Regions from separate parts of the Homo sapiens genome. Here regions 1 and 3 are each linked to region 2. A link is a contact called in ENCODE Hi-C or POLR2A ChIA-PET data. All regions are on one chromosome and are shown on one strand. Each heading gives the region's core, a stretch centred on a gene start or an enhancer-like site at or near the end of the contact. The rest is flanking DNA. Distances are from core to core; before and after follow the strand shown.

What was found. Hi-C counts contacts between places; a loop is a spot of excess contacts on that map. ChIA-PET counts read pairs that join two places held with the same protein, here RNA polymerase II (POLR2A). Pooled maps may share reads with other maps.
Region 1: a map of CD8-positive, alpha-beta T cell shows a loop between it and region 2 (11-fold over the local background). The contact joins the promoter of BCLAF3 here to the enhancer-like site in region 2. A Hi-C loop is called at or near these places in 1 of 168 maps with a recorded cell type or tissue (CD8-positive, alpha-beta T cell), 3 of 37 single-sample maps with no recorded cell type and 10 of 50 pooled maps. POLR2A ChIA-PET finds 5 or more read pairs at or near these places in 1 of 52 experiments (activated T-cell).
Region 3: a pooled map shows a loop between it and region 2 (2.6-fold over the local background). The contact joins two enhancer-like sites. A Hi-C loop is called at or near these places in 1 of 168 maps with a recorded cell type or tissue (MCF 10A) and 3 of 50 pooled maps. POLR2A ChIA-PET finds 5 or more read pairs at or near these places in 1 of 52 experiments (MCF 10A).

What each region holds. Positions count from the first base shown.
Region 1 is chrX:19,988,498-19,992,547 of GRCh38, reverse strand. BCLAF3 (BCLAF1 and THRAP3 family member 3) reads left to right here and starts at 1,487. Exons shown (of 12, transcript NM_001367774.2): 1 at 1,487-1,640. It overlaps LOC729609 (a long non-coding RNA gene), which reads left to right and starts at 2,769. Exons shown (of 2, transcript NR_024440.1): 1 at 2,769-2,862. RefSeq lists silencers at 1,145-1,574, 1,615-1,664, 1,735-2,104.
Region 2 is chrX:19,681,466-19,685,421 of GRCh38, reverse strand. It overlaps SH3KBP1 (SH3 domain containing kinase binding protein 1), which reads left to right. Exons shown (of 18, transcript NM_031892.3): 6 at 1,394-1,599. Among named protein-coding and RNA genes, the nearest start is that of MAP3K15, 170 kb to the right of the region's middle. Within about 2 kb of position 1,426, at least 18 of the 41 ENCODE cell types and tissues checked have a DNase peak (open chromatin) inside an H3K27ac peak, as active enhancers do; they include CD8-positive, alpha-beta T cell, where a contact is called at or near this core.
Region 3 is chrX:20,065,875-20,069,441 of GRCh38, reverse strand. All of the region lies in intron 1 of MAP7D2 (MAP7 domain containing 2), which reads left to right. Among named protein-coding and RNA genes, the nearest start is that of MAP7D2, 49 kb to the left of the region's middle. Within about 2 kb of position 1,626, at least 4 of the 41 ENCODE cell types and tissues checked have a DNase peak (open chromatin) inside an H3K27ac peak, as active enhancers do.

The DNA.
Region 1 (4,050 bases), core at 238-2,737, 310 kb before region 2:
AGACCAGCCTGGCCAACATGGTGAAACCCCGTCTCTACTAAAAATACAAAAATTAGCCGGGCATGGTGGCGCACACCTGTAATCCCAGCTACTCAGGAGGCTGAGGCAGGAGGATCACTTGAACCTGGGAGGCAGAGGTTGCAGTGAGCCGAGATCGCACCACTGCACTCCAGCCTGGGTGACAAGAGCCAGACTCTATCTCTAAATAAATAAATAGGCCGTGCGCTGTGGCTCACGCCTGTAATCTCAGCACTCTGGGAGGCTGAGGCGGGAGGATCACCTGAGGTCAGGAGTTCGAGACCAGCCTGGCCGACATGGGGAAACCCTGTCTCTACTAAAAAAAAAAAAAAAATTAGCCGGGCATGGTGGCGCAGCCTGTAATCCCAGCTACTCAGGAGGCTGAGGCAGGAGAATCACTTGAACCCGGGAGGCAGAGGTTGCAGTGAACCGAGATCACACCACTGCACTCCAGCATGGGTGACAGAGATTCTGTCTCAAAATAAATAAATAAGTAAAAATAAAAAAGTGGTTGTAGTCAAAGGCTATGGGTTTAAGTTGGGTAGTGGGATTTCAACATTTAAGGTTTTAGAGATGGAGCAGTATCAAGTGATGAATATCTAGATTTTCTAGACTACGGGTGAACAAAGTAGAAGTAAAGGTCATTCGGATTGAGGAACTGAAGGAAACCAGGCTGGGTTGTGGATGTTGGATTCATTGGGAGGATGGCAGTAAATCAGATGGAGAGGAAAACTAATGCCAGACAGTCAGTAGGTGACAGTGACAAGGGAGGGCAAAAGGTGTTACTACCAGATGGCACAGAGCCTGAAAGAGCTATTTCACAAGGGGAAGAAAGAATATCAGTGTCAAGCGGAAAGCTTCAAGAGTGAAGAAGACACACTACCTTTGAGGCTGGTGCATGGAGTGTGGGAGGGGAGAAACCAAGCGAGTAGACAGAGATGAGGCAATCTTTTGAATTGGATGACGGATAGATGTTGGTACCATCCGACCATTTGGGAAGTCCAGAGGGGAGGCTTTGTTTTCCGGGAATATGCTTAATTTGAGGAGTGGGAAATGGATAGAGGGTAGGTGAATGGTTAGAGATCTGCACAAAGCTGGAAGGCCCACGGGATCAAGTTCTGCCCATGACTGAGGGGTGACCTCCAATCCCTGGGCCTTAACCCCCAGGATCCCTGGACCTGGAACGCCCATTAGGTCCCCTCCTTTCCGGCGAGAGGGCGGCAGAGGGCGCAGGCGCTCTAGCCGGACCCGGCGGGCGGGTGGCAGAGGGCGCAGGCGCCCTGGACAGAGCGGCCGCAGTGGGAACGGCCGGCAGGGGGCGCAGCGCTCTGGTCCGAGAAGCCCGGGCGGGGCACCCTCGCCGGGAGAGTAGAGGATAGGGGTCGGCTGGAGAACGGGCCCAGTGCGAGGCCGCGAGCAGTGGGCGGGGCCGGGGTGGGGGCGGGGCGAGGCGGTTCCGGAAGGAAGTGGTTCCGGGTCCCGCGGCCCGGCAGAGGTGGCTGGGGTGTCGCTGCTGTGGGAGGCGGCGGCAGAGTGAGGGGCGAGGCCCGAGGGGCCGGCGGCGGCGGCGGCGGCGGCGGCGGCGGCGGCGGCGGCGGCGGCGGCGGGGGCTTCCCGGCCGGGTGAGCGGCTCGGGGGGAGGCGGGGCGAGGAGGCCTGGGCCCGCAGGGAGGGCGTGTCCGCCACCCAGGAGGGGCGGTTCTCGGGGTGGCGGATGGGGCAGCGGGGAGGATGCGGCGGTCCGACTCGGGTTCTGTTGGGACAGCTCCTCTGCGCCCCGTAGGTCCCTCGGTCAGCGCCTTCCCTTGGGCGCGGCGACCCGGCGCGGGTTTCCAGGGGACAGCTGCCCGGCGCCCCTGAGGTCCCTCGACAGGCACGGCGACCCGGGCACCTGCTGCCGCGACCCTGATCCTCCGCCGTCGTCGGGCAGGTTGCGGTCCCCGCGGTTCCCTGCATCTGTTAAGAGGGCGGGGGCCGGGAAGGCGGTGTCCGGGGACGGTGCCCTTGTCCTCGAGGCGGCCCTGGACGCGTCGCCTGCGGGGCCTGAACCGAGGACCCCCCCGTACCCCGCTTTGTCCTGGTGAGGCGCTCCTGCCGCGCAGCGGCATCTTCCTCTGTTAACGTCGAGAATGAGTAGTGAAGGCTGCTCATTATCCTGCATTGTAAAGTAAAACTTGTCTTTTTAGAAGCGTCTCCTGAAAATTGGCGCATCTCCTGTGCTTCTCTGGGTTGTATTGGGAAACTGGGCCAGTCGCTGTCAGGACTGTCCTGTTGGTAGGTCTCGAGGGAAAGAAATGGGAGAGAAACCTACCCCGTAAATATTTTCCTACTCAGGTGCTTTTCGAACTACCTATTAGGTGATTGCCTTTTTTTTTTTTTTTTTTTTTCCTGGAACAAATTACAAACTGCAGGTAGAAATCAGGAAGGCCTCTTTAGGCTCCTCGCCAGGCAGCCTTTTTAGCATTTTTCTGAATGTGAACAGGTCCAAACGACAGAGCAGAATTTGAAAAGAAAGGTTTTGCTGCAGATTCATAACGAGGACTTTATTTTTCATTGGTATTTTAATGGTAATGGTATAGCAATGTTTTATTTTTAATGTTTTTTTTAAATGGCTACTAAAATTTTATTTTGAAATCACAGCTGTTTCAGTCACCCCCAAGAAACCTTTAAAACGTCTTATTAGAAACATTTTTATATATAGGAACATTTAGCCATTTATACACATTTCTAAGATAGAAATCACAATGAAGATACGTTGTTTCACTATTCCAAGTTCCAAGTAACCATGGTGAATATGGTTTCCCCATTCCAAGTAACCATTGTGAATGTGGTTATACACCTCCAGTCTTTTTCTATGCAGAGCTTAATACATGAGTTTTTCTAAAGTGAATTCTCTTTTGTAATTATCTTTTTCTGACTAGATAGCATGCCATTATATGGCTGTAATATTATAATTTATTTCATTGGTCATTCTCAGTTCTTCCCTATTAAAATACATTGTTGGGTAAATGTAAAAGTCCGCATATCTATGATTACTTTCGAATCTCACTCTGTCGCCCAGGCTGGAGTGTAGTGGCACGATCTCGGCTCACTGCAACCTCCACCTCCTGGGTTCAAGTGATTCCCCTGTGTCAGCCTCCCGAGTAGCTGGGACTACAGGCGTGTGCCACCATGCCCGGCTAATTTTTGTATTTTTAGTAGAGATGGGGTTTCACCATATTTGCCAGGCTGGTCTCAAACTCCTGACCTCCAGCGATCTGCCCGCCTCGGCCTCGCAAAGTGCTGGGATTACAGGTGTGAGCCACCGCGCCCGGCCCATGATTACTTTCTAAGTGTACATTCCTAGATGATAGAATTATTGGGCAGAGTATGCACATAAGGGTTTTTTTTTTTTTAATGTGAATTGCTCAATTTCCCTCTGGAAAGGATATGCTGTTTTGCACTCCTACCAACAATCTGTGAGTGTCCTTACCCACACCCTAGCAAAAGGCAACATTTAAAGGGATTTCTATAGGAATACTTTTGAGCCATACTTGTACTCTCCAACCAAGTACAACTACCCCTCTCTAGTCATCACTTTTTTCTTATTTGTTGATAGCACTTCAGCTTCTCATCTTTTATTGCGCCTTTACTATTTTGGTAAAGAAAGCTTATCTAGGTGAGGCAAAGGCGTAATAGAACAAACAAGAGATTTAAAGTTAGGATCCCCTTGAAATCCAGTATATCTGATTATCTTGAACAAGTCACTTAACTTTTCTAAGGTACTCTTTCCTCAGTGATGCATTAGGGGTTATAATACAGTTGCCTTACTTTTCTTAAGGATTATTTTAAGGGTCAGTTGAAACATTCCTGGAAAGTACATTTAGACACACTTTGTCTTGTTGGTATTTTTAAAAATTATTTTTAATTTATTATTTTTAAATAGAGACAGTGTCTCACTATGTTGCCTAGGCTGGTCTCAAACTCCTGAGCTCGAGCGATTCTCCTGCCTTGGCCTTGCAGAGTGCTGGGATTACAGGCATGAGCCACTGC
Region 2 (3,956 bases), core at 177-2,676:
TTTATGGAAAATGACAACAACAACAAACAAAACCATTGTTTTAAGGATTTGATTCTGAAACGTGTTAGCAGTTTATAATGACCTTTCTATATTTTGTCTGTTTTCATTTAACAGTTTCTTCCTGCACTGAGACTTCCTTATTTGAATGACTTCCACATTTTATGAGATTTTATGTGAGCAAGTATTTGGTGTATCATTCTTATGGACTAGGAGGCCACCTTACCTGTAGGAAGATAATGCACAATTGGCTAATAGAGAACAACATTTGATGGCGTACTTTCATTTCAAGGGCATGGTTATGATCAGGAGTTATGTAGTAAATGTTCAGGAGCTATTCTACACATCTAGAGGCTTTCAGAGACAGGTTAATGACAGAGTTTAGTATTCCATAAAATATTCTTTGAATCCTGCCCTTTGATGGCATAATTGATATACTGACCATCAAAGGAAGAATACACCCAGAAATTAACTAGACACAAATAGGCTCTTCCTTTTAGGAACATGATTGTGGGCAGAGCCTTGGGAAAAAAGAATCTGGGGAGGTAAGTGTCCATGTTGTCTTGCTAATAACTATTTTATGACTTCCAAACACATGCCACAGAAGATCAAAGGAAGAGTGTCATGTCCCCAGTGTTCTTCTTTGGAAAGGGATTCAGCTTTGGGAAAACACTGGTGTTTAAAGGAGAGAAGAAGGGCTGTAGGTTTGGGGGATTCTGGCCTCTGGGAGGACGGCTTCCTTTCCCTCTTTAACAAACATGATCGTCTTGCTAGTGAAACCGTCTTAATGTCAAGTTTGGTTTAATGCTTTCCTAGAGAAACATGTCTGCATGCATTTATTCCTTGTGAAGCCATCCAAAAAGATTGAATTCTTTGGCAGTTATAATTTTGTGTGGTTTCTTTAATTGCTCATTTGTTTAAATGGCTTTTAGCTTTACAGTTTCCCTTTAGGAAATGTTACTTTCATTGCTAATTGCTAATTGACATGAGTCATAGAGATTGGAGGTACAGTATGTGGTACTGACTGGGTGGGGAGGCAACAAGGTGGGTGGGAAGGGTTGCTATTGCACAGGCTATGGGAAAACAAATTTGGATCAAAACCAGGCTCCCGGCTAAAGAGGGGTGAATTTCACATGTACAAAGATATCTGCTTTGGAATTAGATTTTCTGAAAAGTTGTTTTGATTCACATCTTAAAATTAAAAGTAAGGGGTGGGGAGATCAAACAAAACTCAGAGCCAGTCAAACTACTCAACATACTGAATACAAAAGCCTAGTGCAAGTTATCCTGTGCCCAGTCACACTTTTAGAGGTGGTTCCTGGCTGGTTGTGAAGTTCTTCTTCAGGGCTCTGGCTGATTTCTGAGCTCTTTCTCTCCCCATCCCCACTCTTGACAGGTTTAAGGGAAACCACAGGCTCCGAGAGTGATGGGGGTGACTCAAGCAGCACCAAGTCTGAAGGTGCCAACGGGACAGTGGCAACTGCAGCAATCCAGCCCAAGAAAGTTAAGGGAGTGGGCTTTGGAGACATTTTCAAAGACAAGCCAATCAAACTAAGACCAAGGTCAATTGAAGTAGAAAATGACTTTCTGCCGGTAGAAAAGGTATGTTCGACAGTTTCTATTTGATTTCAACTTAATGTGGAATATCCAAAAGTACGTTGTGGGGTTTGGTGCTGGAGGCTTCCAATTCCTCTTTTAGGGTTTCCATGTCCTCATGTACTAGTTGTTTGTCCTGTCTTCTTTTTTAGCTCTCCCTCTGTGTGGGAACGACTTCCCTCAAAAGGCTCATGCTCTAGTTTGCTGCTTTCTTTCTTGCTGATCTCTCTAGGGAATGCTTCTCAGGATGACTTTGGAAATGGACCAGTACTTCTCTATCTGCTTCCCAGAAAAACCCCTCATTCCTGGACCCGCCTAAGTGCATGACCCTGACACTTTTCAGACACTGGCCAATCTCTCTCCGCTCCTTGTACATTTCTCTAGTGCTTTGTGCTTGGGTGTGCTGACTGTGGTTCTGCACTAGAGTGAAGGAATTGTGCACCTTTTCTCTAAGAGTTAGTTGGAGATAATTTCAGACTGTTGAAAGGAAGTCTCCCGCAGGTGTGAATGATGGAGATGGCCTGTGCTGTGACTCCCTGGGTTGTTCCCTTCAGGAAGCTGGCTGTTTCCTTCTGCCTCTGGTTCTGGGCTAGTGAGAGGCAGGCAGCATGTTGCTGCTGAGTACGCGGTTACCACAGCAACACACCCAGAGCCCTCGCGCTTGTGGCTGCCGATGACGTCTACTGTGGTATACTTCTGAGCATTGTAGCCTTGCTTAGGAGTTGATAAATACTGTGGAATTTTCCAAATTATAATAAGCTACTCTCGTGCTGTGCTTAAGGCATGTTTGTTAATTCGATTTAGTGCTGAAATTTTTGCTTTGACATTTGTGCCAGCAGATTTGGGGGACGGGGTATTGGCAACCTCTCTAATTCAGGTTTATGGGTGGCTTTTAAGTGTTGTTGTTTTTTTTTCTTTCTTTTTTTTTTTTTTTGGTGGGATAACATTTTAAAGGTTGCATCATCTTCTGCAGCTGTAGGACATCCACCCCTCCACCCGCCCTCAGCAACCTTGCCCAGTGTCATCATGCATTAGAAGCAGAATCTGAAAAGGAAACTTTTCGAACACTGAATCCCTCTAGAGATGAGTCAGGCAGAAAGGGCAGATACCTAGAAATTAAAAACCGTTTCATTTAAACTTTTTTTTTCAATGTTGAAGTTTCTTTGAGTCAGCATTGTTCCTTTCAGCAATCAATATATGATATTTTTCAAGATCTGAAAACTAGTGTCCCAGCTCTTGAGCTCACTTCTGTTGCATATGGTCACATTCAGATTCCTGTGAACATTTACAAAAGAGCAAGTCCCCATCTTGGAAAGGAACACTGGATGCAGTTTTTCTTCTTTTATTCAAGTGGTTGAAGTGAAAACGACCATTGACTCAGTCAGCAAACAGTTCATTCCTTTTGTTTGTTTTATGATTCCTGGCCTTTATCTTCTTTGTGTAGGAGGACTGTGTGTGTGTGTGTGTGTGTGTGTGTGTGTGTGTGTGTGTGTGTATGACTCTTATTATTGCTATTAATATTAGTTTTAGCTGCCAATAATAAATTGAGTTACTGTTGATAGCAATGTCAATGTCAAATATAATACTTGAAAGTTTTTATCTCAGCACATTTCTTTCCTGAACCTCAGAGCTGTATGTCCAACTGCCTGCTTACTTCAGTATCTCCACTTGAAGATCTTAAATTCATATCCGTTTGCCTAAACCTGAACTCATCGTCCTCCTCCAACTGCTCTACCCACAGCTTTCCCCATCTCAGTTGAAGGCAGCGCCATCTCCCACTCCTATCGCTCAGGACAGAAACCCTCAGGTTGTCCCTGGCTCTTTCTCTCAGCTCTGCCTCCTAAATATGTCCATCATCCACCTAGGTCTCATCACTTCCACTGCTCCTTAATAGGGATTTCTGCCTCTCCCCATCCCCCTGGAGTTTAGTCTTAAGAGCGAAGCCAGGGAGAACCTTTGAAAACCCAAGTCACATCATGCTACTCATCTGCTCACACCCCTACCAAGGCTTTCCTGAGAAAAAAAGTGAGACCCGACCCTCGTTACTGCTGGGACTTCCTCCCCCACTGCTCTCCCTTCACTTTCTTCGTTCTGGGTCCTTGCTCTTCCTCAGACATGCCATGCACACTCCTACAGGGGGCATTTGCTGCAATGGTCTCCTCAGCCTGGGCCACTCTGCATCTACCTGCCCACTTGGCTGCCTCCCTTTCCTCCCTGCTATCTTAGCAGAAACCTCACCCCATCCCCCTTCCTGGTACTAAATATTTTGTTCTCTGTGGCACATACCATCTTCTAACAGATTTATTTTTGTTATATATGTCACTTATTTTGTTTGCTAATCTATTCTATGTGCTTAGAACAGT
Region 3 (3,567 bases), core at 377-2,876, 380 kb before region 2:
AGCCTAGGAGTTCCAACATCAGCCTGGGCAACATAGGGAGACCTTGTCTCTACTGAAAAATAAAAAAATTAGCCAGGCATGGTGGCACATACCTGTGGTTCCAGCTACGTGGGAGGCTGAGGTGGGAGGATCACTTAAGCCCAAGAGTTGGAGGCTGCAGTGAGCAATGATCGTGCCACTGTACTCCAGTTTGGGCAACCAACAGAGTGATATCCTGTCTCAAAAAGATAAAAAAAAGATGATAAATGCACACAAATAGGGCACATGGACAAAGGATGATTGGGTAGGAAAGTTAGACATTTTAGGATTTCAGGCCATACATAAAGACTTTCTTTTGGAACTGAATTCAGCACTGTATTAGTCTATTTTCACACTGCTGATAAAGACATATCCAAGACTGGGAAGAAAAGGAGGTTTAATTGGACTTAGAGTTCCAAATGGCTGGGGAGGCCTCAGAATCATGGAGGGAGGCGAAAGGCATTTCTTACATGGCAGCGGCAAGAGAAAATGAGGAAGATGCAAACGCAGAAATAAAATCATCAGATCTCGTGAGACTTATTCACTACCATGAGAACAGTATGGGGAATACTGCCCCCATGATTGAAATTATCTCCCACCAGTTCCCTCCCACAACACCTGGGAATTATGGGAGTACAATTCAAGATGAGATTTGGGTGGGGACACAGAGCCAAACCATATCAAGCATTACTTCTTGGATACACTGTGTCTTTAGAGGGCATCTCCTGGTGTTAGTGTTCACAGTAATCTACCTCAATTCCTCTGGTTTAAATCTGGCTGTGTTTTGGTAATAACTGGTTTATTTGTTAGAGGCCATGGTTTGTGCTCCAGCCCTCCTTACCTCGGAATGAGCTCAAGGGCTTTTTGACAGCCTTTGGGAGAAACATGTAGAGTCAGAAGGTGGAAGCTGGAGATGAGTTAATTTGGCTTCTCTTGGAATGGATATTCTCAAAATGTTTGCTCAACAATTAAGCAGAAGAAGCAGATGCTGTGTGGAAGAAGCTTTACTCATCCAGTAAATCTCAATCCCGACTGAACTCAGACTTCCTTATCCACATGTGCCCCAGAGCAGCTAGACGTGCAGAGAGAGAATCACAGGAGGGAGCTGCCAGGCTTCTCACTGCAGGGTGGTAACCGCCAGCCACATGTGGCTATTAAGCGCCTAAAGTGTGCCCAGTGTGACTAAAGAACTGAACTGTAACTGTACTTAATTTTGATATGAAATTTAAATAGCCATGTATAGCTCATGGCTACCAAATGAACACAGAGATTCCACATTGCCCATGTTGGGCTGTTTGAGTCACTCCACCCCTTTCAGTGGGATAAAACTGAATTTAAAAAAGAAAGAGACGGCCATGCATTGTGGCATGAGCAAGGAGAGGCCTTACAGCTTCCCCCAGGGTCCTCTGTAACCCCTTCCCCACCCAGCATCAGCCCTAAAACATTGCTGAGCAAACATTTTCAAACCACTAGTGTGAGGAGGAAGCTGCTAATTAGCCTGCCTGGACAGGAGCCACATCTGTGTCCAGCTGGGCCAGCGCTTGGCTCACAGTACTGCTTACTTCATACTGCTCTAATGAGTCACACTTGACTTCTCTTTAGATTTGCAAGCTCATTCTTGGGGCCAGGTTAAGATTTGTTCCCTGCATGCATCACTTCGTTACAGCACTAAGACTAAGGTGTTACATTTCTTCCCGTGCCAGGGAAGCAGCACAGAAAAGCGGTAACTGAGAATGTGGGTCCTTTCCGCCAGATGTGAGAGATTAGGAAAAAAAAATTTAATGGTTTTTAAAGTGGGTCCTGAAGCCAGTTTCTTGCATTGGAATCTGGCTTCAAGTGCCTCTGTTTCTACACCTGTAAGACAAGGATCATCACAGCACCTCTGTCATCATAGGGTGGTTGGGCTGAGAAAGTCTGAGCAGTGCACTTTGTCCTTGGGAACTGCTCAGTTATTACCTCTTATTATGATGATGCTGGTGATGATGACTGTGAGCATGATAATAAAGATTTTCTGGAAAGATGATTTGAAGGTGTGACTCTCATGTGTGTCCATGAGAGGGCAGCCTAAAATCATGCATGTCTGTGGAACAAGCAGCCTCTGTAAAGCCTCAAGGTAATGTGGGCAGTTTCAAGTGTGTTTGGCCCTTTTTCTTCTCTGTTTTTCTTTTTTCCCTCTGTTTGAAGAGCGCTTTCAGCCATTTTCAGGCTTACTTTAGATACGGAGCAGGCCCATGAACACCTAGAGGGCAGCATGGGCAGTACAGAGCTAGGTTCAGGCCCTGCCTGGGTGGGTGAGTTTGTGTAGGTGCCAATGAGAGCGTCTGTCTAGGCGTCCTAGGCTTTTCTTTGTAACTTTTCACACAGAACTAATTCTTATTAATCAGACTCTTGAGGTAGACACTAGAACCTGACTGTGTTTAGAGAAAAAAGAAACTTGATTTTCTATGCTTGTTCCCCTTCCACTAACTTCACACCTGCCTCTGAGCATTGTGTGCATGCATTGGTGCCACCATGTAAGGGGACAGTGGCCGGAGCTGTATAGACCCAGAGTTGCATCAGCCACACATGGCTCTGGAACACACCAGGGGAGACTGAGTTACAGAGAGAGCAGAATAAGAGTCCTCAAACCATGTGGGAGCACAGAGCATCATAGGGCTGGGGGACAGTGGGGGTCTTGAAGATGGGCAGGGTTTAAACAGATGGAGCAGGGTAGAATAAAGGATGGCATGAGCTAGAAGGTGCATGGGAGAAAGGGCAGTGCTGAGGTAAAGTTGGGAAAAGAGTTTGGAGTCAGATTGCGGGGTGGCTGGAATGAGCTGAGGAGTTGGCCTTTAAATTTTTGATGACGTTCATATTGTTGATAGTGTCATAATGATTAAGAGATGACCAAAAACAAAATGAAGAATGGCACTTGGATTTTTCTAGTACTTATCTCATTTTAATATCCCTGATATTTAATCTAGGCTGCAAAACCAGATGTATGTGGGGAATCATGACAATCCAGTGTTTGTCACGCCATCCCCCTTCCTCATTCCCACTGCCTACACTGTGGGCCAGGCCTTCAGGCCTCCCTCCTGGACAGCAGCAGGAACCTCCTTAGAAGAAGCACAGGTTGCTGTGGCAGCAAGGCACACTATGATGCCAACTTGTGATGCTCCCAGAGAGGAAGGCACAGATGCTGGGGAAGTGAACCTGGTTATATTAACATGAAAGCTGACTTCTAAAGAATGGTGTGCTTCTTTGGGAGGCCGAGGCGGGTGGATCATGAGGTCAGGAGATCGAGACCATCCTGGCTAACAAGGTGAAACCCCGTCTCTACTAAAAATACAAAAAATTAGCCGGGCGCGGTGGCGGGCGCCTGTAGTCCCAGCTACTCGGGAGGCTGAGGCAGGAGAATGGCGTGAACCCGGGAAGCGGAGCTTGCAGTGAGCCGAGATTGCACCACTGCAGTCCGCAGTCCGGCCTGGGCGACAGAGCGAGACTCCGTCTCAAAAAAAAAAAAAAAAGAATGGTGTGCTTAAATATTATATACATAATATACTGGGTCCA